2 separate regions of the Homo sapiens genome follow, and region 1 is linked to region 2. The links are chromatin contacts, found by Hi-C or POLR2A ChIA-PET in ENCODE. All regions are on one chromosome and are shown on one strand. The core of a region is the stretch at or near the end of the contact, and the rest is flanking DNA. Distances in the headings are between cores, read along the strand shown. Region 1 overlaps ASAP3 (ArfGAP with SH3 domain, ankyrin repeat and PH domain 3). Region 2 overlaps TCEA3 (transcription elongation factor A3).

Region 1 (5,354 bases), core at 1,654-4,153, 50 kb before region 2:
GAGGCCCCTGTCTCTTCCTTGCCCAGACTCAGGGTAAATCTAGTGGTCTTAAGAACCTGACTGGGAAAGGGTCCGTTTCCTTCCTTCTCCCAATTTGCCCTTGATCTCTGACCTGAGTTCAGACCTGAGGTCCCTTTCCAGCCCTGACCCTTCTTTTGGATAATCCTCCTTTCTCTCTGGCTTCTTACCCAACTAACTCTTCTCTCTGTTCTCCTCCTTCTCTTCACCCAGGAGCAGAGGGGGTCTCACAGCAGGGAAGAGCCCCGTGCAAGGGAGGGTTCCCTGGAGGAGCTTTGGGATAAAGGAGAGACAGGCTCGGGGGTTCCTACCTTTATACCACTACTGCTGCCACTGCCACCACCACCGCTGCCACCGCCTCCTCCTCTCCTCACTCCCTCTTTGTCCTCTGCTTTCCCAATCCACATCTGCTTCGTACTTAAATCCCAGGACCTGTCCCTGCCTCCACAAGCGTCTCAGCCCCTGTACATGGCCCAGTGGCCTCGGGTTGCTTCCCGATGGCCTCCTTGGTGACTGCCTCCTCTCTGGTCCTTCAAGTCCTTTCCTCAAGGCCACCCTGTGACAGCAGCTCTTCCCATGTGCAGGCACAGTTCTCACTAGTTCATGTGTTCACTCATTCGATCCGGATGCACAGCTCTGTGGGGCTGGTGTGACTGTTGTCTCCACCTTACAGGCTAGGAAACTAGGACCTCAAGGTTAAGCAGCTTGCCCGAGGTCACACGGTTCGGTTTGAACCCAGGTTGTCTGGCTCCAGAGTCCAAGCATAAGCCTGGCTACACTGCCTCCCAGGAAAGCCTCTCATCTCCCTCCAGGCTCCATGGCACTGGACCAGCTCTTGTGGCTCCAGTCCTACCCAGCATCCTCCCTGGTTGGCAGGGGCCACATCATCCTTGAGAGGCAGTGTGCTCAGTGGTTAAGCACCCAACCTTGGACCTAGACTCCAGCTTGGAATCTTCACTCTGCTGCTTACTAGGTCAAGTCACTCAGTCTGCCCAAGCCCCAGGTCTCTCATCTGTGAAACTGGGATAATAATGCTGCCTACCTCACAGAGCGGTAATGAGGATTAAGCAAGTTAGTGCCTACTTTATGGTAAGCGCTCAGTAAATGTTGGCTAATATTATATTAATGGCAAAACAGCAATTACTTTTGCACCAACCTAATAAAATCTATCATTGTTATAGCTCTTGGCATAGCTGTGCCTCGTACACTGTCCTGCATGTAAAAAGCCTTTAACAGTGTTTGAGGCTGGGTGCAACATTTCAAACCTTAATCCCAGTGGTTTAGGAGCCTGAGGTGTGTGGATCGCTTGAGCCCAGAAGCTCTAGACCAGCCTGGGCAATGTAGTGAGACCCTGACTCTACAAAAGTATGAAAATTGCCGGGTGCGGTGGCTCACGCCTGTAATCCCAGCACTTTGGGAGGCCAAGGTGGGCGGATCACTTGAGGTCAGAGATTCGAGACCAGCCTGGCCAACATGGTGAAACTGTCTTTGCGAAAAAATACAAAAATTAGTTGGGTGTGGTATCAGGTGCCTGTAATCCCAGCTACTCAGGAGGCTGAGGCAGGAGAATCACTTGAACCCGGGAGGCGGAGGTGGCAGTGAGCTGAGATCATGCCACTGCACTCCAGCCTGGGTGACAGAGCGAGATTCCATCTCAAAAAAAAAAAAAAAAAAATGCCAGGTGTGGGGGCGTATGCCTGTGGTCCCAGCTACTCGGGATGCTGAAGTAGGAAGATCAGTTTAGCCTGGGGGAAGTTGAGGCTGTAGTGAGTGTGATCACACCACTGTGCTCCAGCCTGGGTGACAAAGCAAGACCCTGTCTCAAAAAAAAAAATAGTGTTTGAGTTCAATTGAATTAGTGTCCTTCTTTGTCTTCACCTCTTCTCTCCCTGTTTCAGTCAAACTAGTGTTTCCTGGGGGTCTGCTGTCTAGTGGACATTGTACCAGGGGTTGGTGACACAGGAAAGTGTCAGACTGCCTCAGAGAGCCACAGTCTAGTGGGGGAGAGAAAAACTAGGGTGTGGACTAGTGTCAAGAAATACCAGCAGCATGGCACAAACTCAAGGACCCAGCAGCTGGTGTCAGAGGCCTAGTGCTGCCATGGTTCAGAAAAGGGGAGATCAGCATAGACCAGGCGGGAGGAGTAGCCAGGAGAGACTTCCTGGAGGAGGAGAGACCCAAGCTGTACCTTGGAAGCTGGTTGAAATATTAGGCCTCTTTAGGTTGCGAAATCACAGAAACCCAACTCAAACTAGGTTAAATTTTTAAAAGGGAATTCATTAGCCCCTGTAATGAGAAGTCCAGGGGCGCAGCTGGCTTAGGCTCTATCCTTTCCTCTTAAGGTAGTTTCTCTGTCTCTGCTCAGTGGACAGGATAGCCCAGCAGGCCCAGATGCCCATCTTACCAAAATAAAGATGGTCTTTCTCCCACAACTTAGGCAGAAAAATCCCAGCGAGGATTGTGATTGGCTGGCTTGGGTGCGTGCCTGTTCCCTATCCAGTCCCTCTATCCTGGGGCTGGGGTGCCCTGCTCAGATCTGACTTCTGCGTTTACCCCATCTGACCACAGAGGAGGAGTTCCCCACAGGAAAGGGGGTTCTATGACCATTAATAGGGGAGGCTCTGAAGCGTTAGCCAGCCCAGAACAACAGACGTGCACTACAGGTCAACTTGAGAGAGTCAGAGAGGAGAAGGGAGGCTGCTCCTGGCGAGGAACAGGGGAGAGATTGACTGTGGGATGCTGCTGGAGCAGTGCAGCGATGAGGCTGGAGCCATCAGGGAAGGGGCTCACTCTGACACACCTCGGCCTCCCCTCCTGCCCCCTTTCACACAGGAAGCCTGGCGGGCAGCAGGTCAGCCATCCTAAGCAGACCCCAGAGCTGGATCCTCTAGTCCCCCCCCGCAGGCTCAGCACTCCTGCCATGACGGTCCCCCTTACTTGGCTGTCATCTCTTTGATAACATCTTTTCCTCTCCCCTACTTCCCTTCCCCGCTGCTCTCTTTGCCAAGTGATGCTTCACTGTACACCGAATCCCTAGGGGCTGGATGCCGGTCACCTGAGGCGGGAATGAGCGTCTCTGTTTTTTCCAGATTCAGAACTTGAACAACATTGTCTCTTTCCCCCTGGACAGTCTGATGAAGGGGCAGCTGAGGGACGGTCGACAGGTGAGTCTCCATGCTGGGAGTGGTGGTGGGACAGAGTAAAAGAGGGGTGGGCAGGAGACTGTTGGGGGGCAGGGCTGGACTGAGGGTGGAGGCCAGGTGAAGGGGCTGTCTTAGCGGGAGTGATGAGCCTGGGGAGGTCTGGAGGACCTGGCTCGGGTCAGCCTAGGATGGCTGACCTGCTGTCTGCCAGGCCCCTTGTGTGAAACATGTCATGTAAATCTTACAACCATCCTATGAGGTAGGCTTTGTGGGTACACTCATCCCCATTTTGCAGTTGAAATTCGAGGCCAAGGGAGTTAGGTAACCTGCTGATGGTTTACATAACTAGGAAGTAGAGAGCCCATGTGGGAATCCAGGGATCCTGAATCCCATACTCGAGCTGCTTTCTCTGTGCCTGGCAGCCCTTGGCTGGATGCAGAGTGGAGCTCAAAGAAGGTGACAGAATAATCTCTCTGGGCAATCTGCCCCAGACGGCCCAGGGGAGGAGCCGTGCTCCCCCAAGAGGGTTCCCTCCCTGCCCTAGGCTGCCAGCGTGGCACCAGCCTGCTAACCACACAAACCAGACAGGCAGCTTTTTCACCTTGGGAGTCTCGGGGTTGTTCAGAAGGGTGTGAGCAGCCTGGCTGGATGAGGCTTAGGCAAGCTAGGCAGGGGGTAGTCAGGTCTCCCTGGTTTGCTGTATGGCCTGGGGTAGACTTCTCAACCTCTCTGTGCATGTTCCTTGACCTGTACCCTTGCTCTAAGAGGATGATCTAGCACCAGGCAGGAGAAAATGCTGGGCTAAAGTTAGGCAGGGGGAATTTGGCCTTCATCCTCCCATCCTCATGGTCATGACTGATCTCTCTTCTGAGCAAGAGGACTCAGGGTAGAGCCCAAAGATCTCTTCACACCCCAAGCCATGGCCCACCAAACCTGACTGATTCTTGGCATCTCTGGGGAGGAGAAGGTCTGCTGGGAGGAGGGCCTTAGCTCTGAGAAATGGGGTCAGCTGAGCCTGTTTGGTGGGGGCAGGTTTGCAGCAGGACTGTGGGGGCAGGGGCTGGTTAGAGAAGGGCTCTGAGCAGCTCAGGGGAGCACACTAGCAGGTCCTCCTACAGGCAGCAGAGCATACTGTTTATTCCAGTGCTCCAGCTTCCCTCTGGGCAAATTGTCCTTTTTTAACCCACAGGATTCCAAAAAACAGCTGGAGAAGGCATGGAAGGACTATGAAGCCAAAATGTAAGTGGCCACAGCCAGGGTCGTTTGTCTGGGAGAGTAGCACTTAGGCTGGATAGGGAAGAACCTAAATGCTGCCGAGACATGTCATCCAGAATTGGGTGACATCTGGCTCTGTAGAGGCATTTACAGCAGATTGTTTATACCCAGACCTGACTGGATTCTGGGGACTGGGCCACGAGACCACCAAAGGAGCTATTGTGAAGGGACCTCAGGATGCTGCTCTCAGAGTCCCATCTGCTCAGTGGTGCCAGACATGGGCAGGGATGGGAAGGAGCTAGCACTGACCAAACACCTCCGCGTGCTGGCCATTTAATCTTCACAGTCACCCTGTCATGTGTGAGAGAGGTATTAGTATCACAATTACCACAGGAGGACTCAGAGAGGTTAAGTCACTTGCCCAAGGCCCCACAGCTTGGCAGAGGCAGAACTGGGGTTTATGCCCCTTGCTCCTCGTTCCTCAGTGTCAGTTGGTATATCTAGAGAAGGAAATGGCTTTCTGTGTCCTGTGCACACCACACGATACTCCAGATCTCTCACCAGCTACTGGGACATCATGGGGAAAGAAGGAGCCTCAGTCAACCAGTGGCCAATTCCTCCTGGGCAGAGACTCCTTGGGCTCTGTCTTATGAGGAGTCTGTCCAGATCCCAGCCTTTGCCCTCTGCCCAGCCAGGCCCATACTGTAGAGCATTGTTTGTGCTTTTTTGTAAAATTTTGTTTTCTCTTGCATTTTGCCAAAGCAATTTATGCTTATTATGAATAATTTTGAAAATATGGAGAAGTAAAAGAAGAAAAAAAATTAATCATCCTTAGCAGAGGCTTAGGGTTATGGCAGGCGGATAATACTCTCTGTTGTTTGAATTTTTTTTTTTACAAGGTCTGGGTAACATTGCAGTTTTCATCATTAAAAAAAAAAGGTTGGATGGGGAGAAACTACCCAAAAATAGGAGAAAAAT
Region 2 (5,435 bases), core at 205-2,704:
AAAGGTTGAAACTCATCACCTCTCCCTTCTTAGGGCTAACCATGAGTGCAGAGGCAGACACCAAAATGCATGTTTTTAGAAAGGGGTAGGTATAAAACACCGTGGGAACATAGGAAGCATGTCTCAATATGACTATAAAAGTCAAAGGAGGCTTCGTGGAAGAGAAAGTATTTGAGCTGAGAATGGAAAGTCAATAGGAGGAGTTTGGGAGGCGAGTCAGGAGAGTCATTTCAAGCAGAAAGAAATGGCACACCCAAAGGTGTGGAAGTGGGAGTGAGCACGATGCTCTGGGAACTGTAGCTGGAGTACCAGGAAGCAGACCACGGAGGATACCATGTTGACAGGGGAGAAAGTTGACTGTTCTCAGTTGTCCTTTTACCTGGCTATCAGAATGATTTGCCATTTGCAGAGCATGCTCGCTGATGCAGTAACTGAAATGCCCTCGAGGTGGCGCACAGAAGCAGCGGGCCCGGCCTCCAGATGCCTCTACTCAGACCTGGGGCAGGAGGATTTTCTAAGGACTGGTGCGGTGCGGGCACATCCGGGGAGCAGAAGGAAGCTGTTGATAAATCCAACCTCCCACCCCGGCCGATGATGCCCTCTCTGCAGTTTGGCTCAGTTCCCAGGCGTGTGCATTGAAAGCAAAATGAGTGTGGCTGCCTGAAATGCTGCCCAGACACGAATTCCAGCCAGCCAGCCAGCTCCTAACCGGGGAGGCGGGACCAGGGCTGGGTGTGCCCTGCCAGGAAGGTGGGAAGAAATGCTCCAAACAGCCTAGTCTTGCTCAGGTAGGAGGACTCTGGAAACCTCTCTTTTAAAGACACAGTTGATGTGTTGAAAAGAATTTGGAAGGGCGACAGGCAGGTTCGTGGTCTGACTATACCCTTTGCTAGTTGGATGGATAACTTGGGGCAGTAACTTGGATGGATAATTCAGTTCAGCTCTCTGAGCTTCAGTCTACTGATCTGTAAAATGGAGACAATTATGAACCCCTTTCAAGGTCATTGTGAGGATTAAATGAGGTAATGAAATACCCAGCACTGTTCCCAAACCATGTAAATGCTCAATAAATACATAATACTTTGTAATAATACTCATATGAAACCTGGTTATCTATGTAAACTGCCTAATACTTTGTCACTTAGTTGCTTTCATCTGCCCCATAAGATGGGTACTATTATTATTCCGATTTTACGTGTGAAAAAAACTGAGGCACCTAGGGGTTAAGGAACTCACCCAAGGTCACATAGCTACAAAGTGTTGGTCTCAGGCTGTGAACCTGGGAGTTTGGCTCCAGAGACTAGGTTCTTAATAAGTAAACCAACTCAGTGCAGTCGTTTCAAAAACGACCACCATTATTACTGTCATTCGTTGGGGCTCCTTCAAAGCAGCATGCTGCAGGCTCCCCTGACAGTTTTCCTGTGGTGAGTCATAGCTGTTGAGAATGTGCAATGGCACGCACAGGTCAGCGAGACACCATCCCAGCTGCAGGAGATGGCGTTGCCTGGGTCCTGGGAGTTGACAGAGGCTGGCTTTGAGAGAGATCCCTCTCGTACTCCCAGAGAGAGAGATCCCTCTCTTAGGCCCAGAGAGTGGGGCCACTGTCCTTCCAAAGAGGACCTTCCTCTTTCCACATTTCAGCCCTGGGGGACCCTCTGGGTGTGCCTTTCATCTCTCTGTGGTCAGTTCCTCAATTCATCATGTATTCATTCATTTATTCATTTATCCATCCATTTAGCAATGATGTATCAAGTGTCCACCTAGAGCACTGTTACAGGAGCTGGAATGCAGTGGTGAACCCGTGACAGGGTCCCAATACTCTGGAGCCTGTAATCTGGAGATGGAGGCAGACGATGTTTATAAACACATAAACAAGCTAATCATACACTTGGATAAGTGCTGTAAAAGCGAGAAATCAGGTGATGTGCTAGAGAATTACAGGGCGGGGACCATCAGCCTCAGCTGAGGTGGTGAGGGAAGGCCTCCCTCATGCGAGCTGAGACCTGGAGGAGGAAGAGCATTCCAGGAAGGAAGACCAGCCTGTGCAAAGGCCCGGCAGTGGGAGGGATGGGTATGTTTAAGGAACAGAAAGAAGCAGTGCTGTGGAGGCCTTCCGTAAACCATGCGGAGAGCATGGCATGAGATTACATCAGAAAGTGGGTAGGGGCAGGACGTGCAGGGGCTGGGAGGCTGTGGTGAGCTTTTGGTTTTGTTTTTGTTTGTTTTTTTGGAAACACAGTCTCACTCGGTCACTCAGGCTGATGTGCAATGGCATGATCTCAGCTCACTACAGCCTCCACCTCCCGGGTTCAAGCGATTCTTGTGCCTCAGCCTTTTGAGTAGCTGGGATTACAGGCATGCGCCACCATACCCAGCTAATTTTTATATGTTTAGTACAGACAGTGTTTCGCCATGTTGGCCAGGCTGGTCTCAAACTCCTGACCAAAGTGATCCTCCCACCTCGATCTGCCAAAGTGCTGGGACTTTAGGCATGAGCCACTGCACCCGGCCAGGAGTTTTACTTTATGCTAAAAATAATTGGAAGCTGTTACACCACCAGTCCCCAACCTTTTTGGCACCAGGGACTGGTTTCATAGAAGACGGTTTTTCCATGGACCAGGGTTTGTAGGGGATGGTTTCAAGACGAAACTGTTCCACCTCTGATCATCAGGCATTAGATTCTCGTAAGGAGCGTGCAACCTAGATCCCTCACATGCGCAGTTCACAACAGGGCCCACCTCCTGATGTGTGGCCCGGTTCCTAACAGGCCACAGACTGGTACCAGTCCGTGGCCCCAGGGGGTGGGAACCCCTGTGTTGGAGGGTTAGAGGCAGGGGAGTGACTTGATCCGCTGTGAATTTTTGAAAAGTCCCTCTGGCGGCTCTTTGGCAAATGGATTATAGTGGGGGAAGAGGACACAGGGAAACCAGTTTTGGGGCTATTGTGACTGTTCAGGTGGGAACCCTGTGACCAGGATCAGGCTTGGGGGCAGGAACATCCGTTTTGGATGCCAACAGCCCCGCGAGTTCACGCCCTGTCCAGCCTTTCCTCACCCAAACCTCCTGCTGCAATCTGACTCCAGGAGAAATCTGCTTGGATCTCAGCTTCCCTGTCCCTCCACCATGCTGCCAGGCAACCCAGTTGTCAGGCAGGGTCGGGTAGAATTAAGGCTAGATTAATCTAGGACAGTAAGTTTCAAACTGCATTAAAAATAAATAAAAGCTAGGAAATGAATCCCTTTGGACAAAATTTTTAGAAATTCAAAATGTAAACCTTACAAGAACAGAGTTTACCATCCCCAGCCCACCTCACCGGTATGCATGGAGGCACTTTTGAGGAACCTCAAGTCTCTAGAGAATGCAAAAATCCCAAAGGTCCAGGGGTCTGGGGTGAAAGAGGAGATCCAAGGTCAGGCCAAACAGCAAGAGGTGGGGGACAGGGAGGTCACCAGCAGAGTCCACACTGAGCTGTGCCCAGCAGGATGTTGGATGGGATTCTCTGGTAACTCCAGGTTGTTGATCCTGAGAAGCCTGGGCTACTCAGTTAGCCTCACTCTCAGACACAACTCCCTGGGCCTGAGAGACTTTGTCAGAAGTCCAGAATCCTCTTCTTCCTGAAAGGAAGTAGCATGTCCACAGCCTGAAAGTGAACATGAGAAGCAGCTGTGGATCCAGGCCCCAAGGCTGCCTGGCGCAGCTGCCCAGGCTGTGCACTGTATAATTACAGGAGGTACCAAGCTACTAATGTAAATGGTGCCTCCTGGAGTGAGGAAATGCAGCAGCTCTCTGGGCGCTTCCACAAGGGCTCAGTTTGGTAAGACCCTCGAGTGGGTCTTAATTTCACTCCAGGAGGGGACCTTAATTTTTTCAACTCTGATGAGTCCACTTTTTTCTCAACAGAGATATAGGGGCTGGCTGGCAGATTCTGATGGGTTATTGAAAAAGGAGGTGAGAAGAGCAGAGGAATGAAGACAGAGACTTCCTGACTTCCTGGCTCCTACCCTAAAGAATAGTGCAAAAACATCTTGGGAGGGAGGGAGTTGTGCAACTATCACAAAGTCTTGCCAGGCACAGTGGCTCATGCCTGTAATCTCAGCACATTGGGAGGCCAAGGCGAATGGATCACTTGAGGCCAGGAGTTTGAGTCCAGCCTGAGCAACATATTGAGACCCCCATTTCTACAAAAAAAAAAAAAAAGCCTGGTGTGGCGGCATCTGCCTGTAGTCAGTCCTAGCTACTTGGGAGGCTGAGGCAGGAGGATTGTTTGAGCCCAGGAGTTCGAGATTGCAGTGAGCTATGATTGACACACTTCACTTCTTCAAGGCTCCATTCCATCATCTGTAAAATGGGCCCAGTAATTTGTGACTTTTAGGGTTACCAAAAAGAATAAACAGCAGAGCAGTGGTAAATGGTGGCTTTTGTTTTACCATCCTTAACAAACCCCAGAGTCTGGTTAGATCCTTTCTCTCCAACTCCCTCTCCTTCTTACAAGCTCCCTCACCCTCACGCTCCAGCTGCATTGAGCCCTTTGACATTGCCCATGCAAACCTTGGCCTTCTACACTTCCATCATTTCTGCCAAGAATGCATTTTTTTGGCCGGGCACAGTAGCTCATGCCTGTAATCCCAACACTTTGGGAGGCCAAGGCAGGTGGATCACCTGAAGTCAGGGGTTCAAGACCAGCCTGGCCAACATGGCAAAACCCCATCTCTACTAAAAATACAAAAATTAGCTGGGCGTGGTGGTGCATGCCTGTAATCCCAGCTTCTAGGTAGGCTGAGGCAGGAGAATCACTTGAATCCGGGAGGTGGAGGTTACAGTGAGCCAAGATTGTGCCACTGCACTCCAGCCTGGCAGCCTGGATGACAGAGTGAGACACCCTCTCAAAAAAAAAAAAAAAAGGTTTCTCACATCGCAAAAGTAGATAAATTCTGTATAGAAGATTTAGCAAATAGGCATAAGCAAACGAAGAAAATGAAAATCTCCTATCATTCCACCTCAGAGAGATAATTGCTATTAACATGGTATTATGGGCTGAATGTTTGTGACCCCCTAAAATTCATATGTTGAAATCCCAAACCCCATTGTGACTGTATTTGGGGATAGGGCCTTCATTAAGGTTAAATGAGGTCATAAGGGTGGAGCCCTGATCCAATAGGATTAGTGTCCCTATGAGAAGAGACACCATGTGAATACAATGAGAAGACTGCCATTCACAAGCAAAGAGAGAGCCCTCATGAGAAAGCAAATTGGCCAGCAACTTGATCTTGGGCTTCCCAGCCTCCAGAACCATGAGAAATAAATTTCTGCTAGTGAAGCCTCCCAGTCTGATATTTTGTTATGACAGATTGAGCCACATAGTTAGCCTTCTAAATGTCTGTGCACATATGGATATATATATATATATATATATATATATATATATACATATATACA

Evidence for each region. Hi-C counts contacts between places; a loop is a spot of excess contacts on that map. ChIA-PET counts read pairs that join two places held with the same protein, here RNA polymerase II (POLR2A). Pooled maps may share reads with other maps.
Region 1: a map of PC-9 shows a loop between it and region 2 (4-fold over the local background). The contact joins two enhancer-like sites. A Hi-C loop is called at or near these places in 1 of 168 maps with a recorded cell type or tissue (PC-9) and 1 of 50 pooled maps. POLR2A ChIA-PET finds 5 or more read pairs at or near these places in 7 of 52 experiments (BJ, K562, MCF 10A and 4 more).

The regions. Positions count from the first base shown.
Region 1 is chr1:23,450,525-23,455,878 of GRCh38, reverse strand. ASAP3 (ArfGAP with SH3 domain, ankyrin repeat and PH domain 3) reads left to right here. Exons shown (of 25, transcript NM_017707.4): 4 at 3,108-3,182; 5 at 4,351-4,400. Among named protein-coding and RNA genes, the nearest start is that of TCEA3, 28 kb to the right of the region's middle. Within about 2 kb of position 2,903, at least 13 of the 41 ENCODE cell types and tissues checked have a DNase peak (open chromatin) inside an H3K27ac peak, as active enhancers do.
Region 2 is chr1:23,399,135-23,404,569 of GRCh38, reverse strand. The region is part of intron 5 of TCEA3 (transcription elongation factor A3); the gene reads left to right. Among named protein-coding and RNA genes, the nearest start is that of TCEA3, 23 kb to the left of the region's middle. RefSeq lists an enhancer at 491-540. Within about 2 kb of position 1,454, at least 31 of the 41 ENCODE cell types and tissues checked have a DNase peak (open chromatin) inside an H3K27ac peak, as active enhancers do.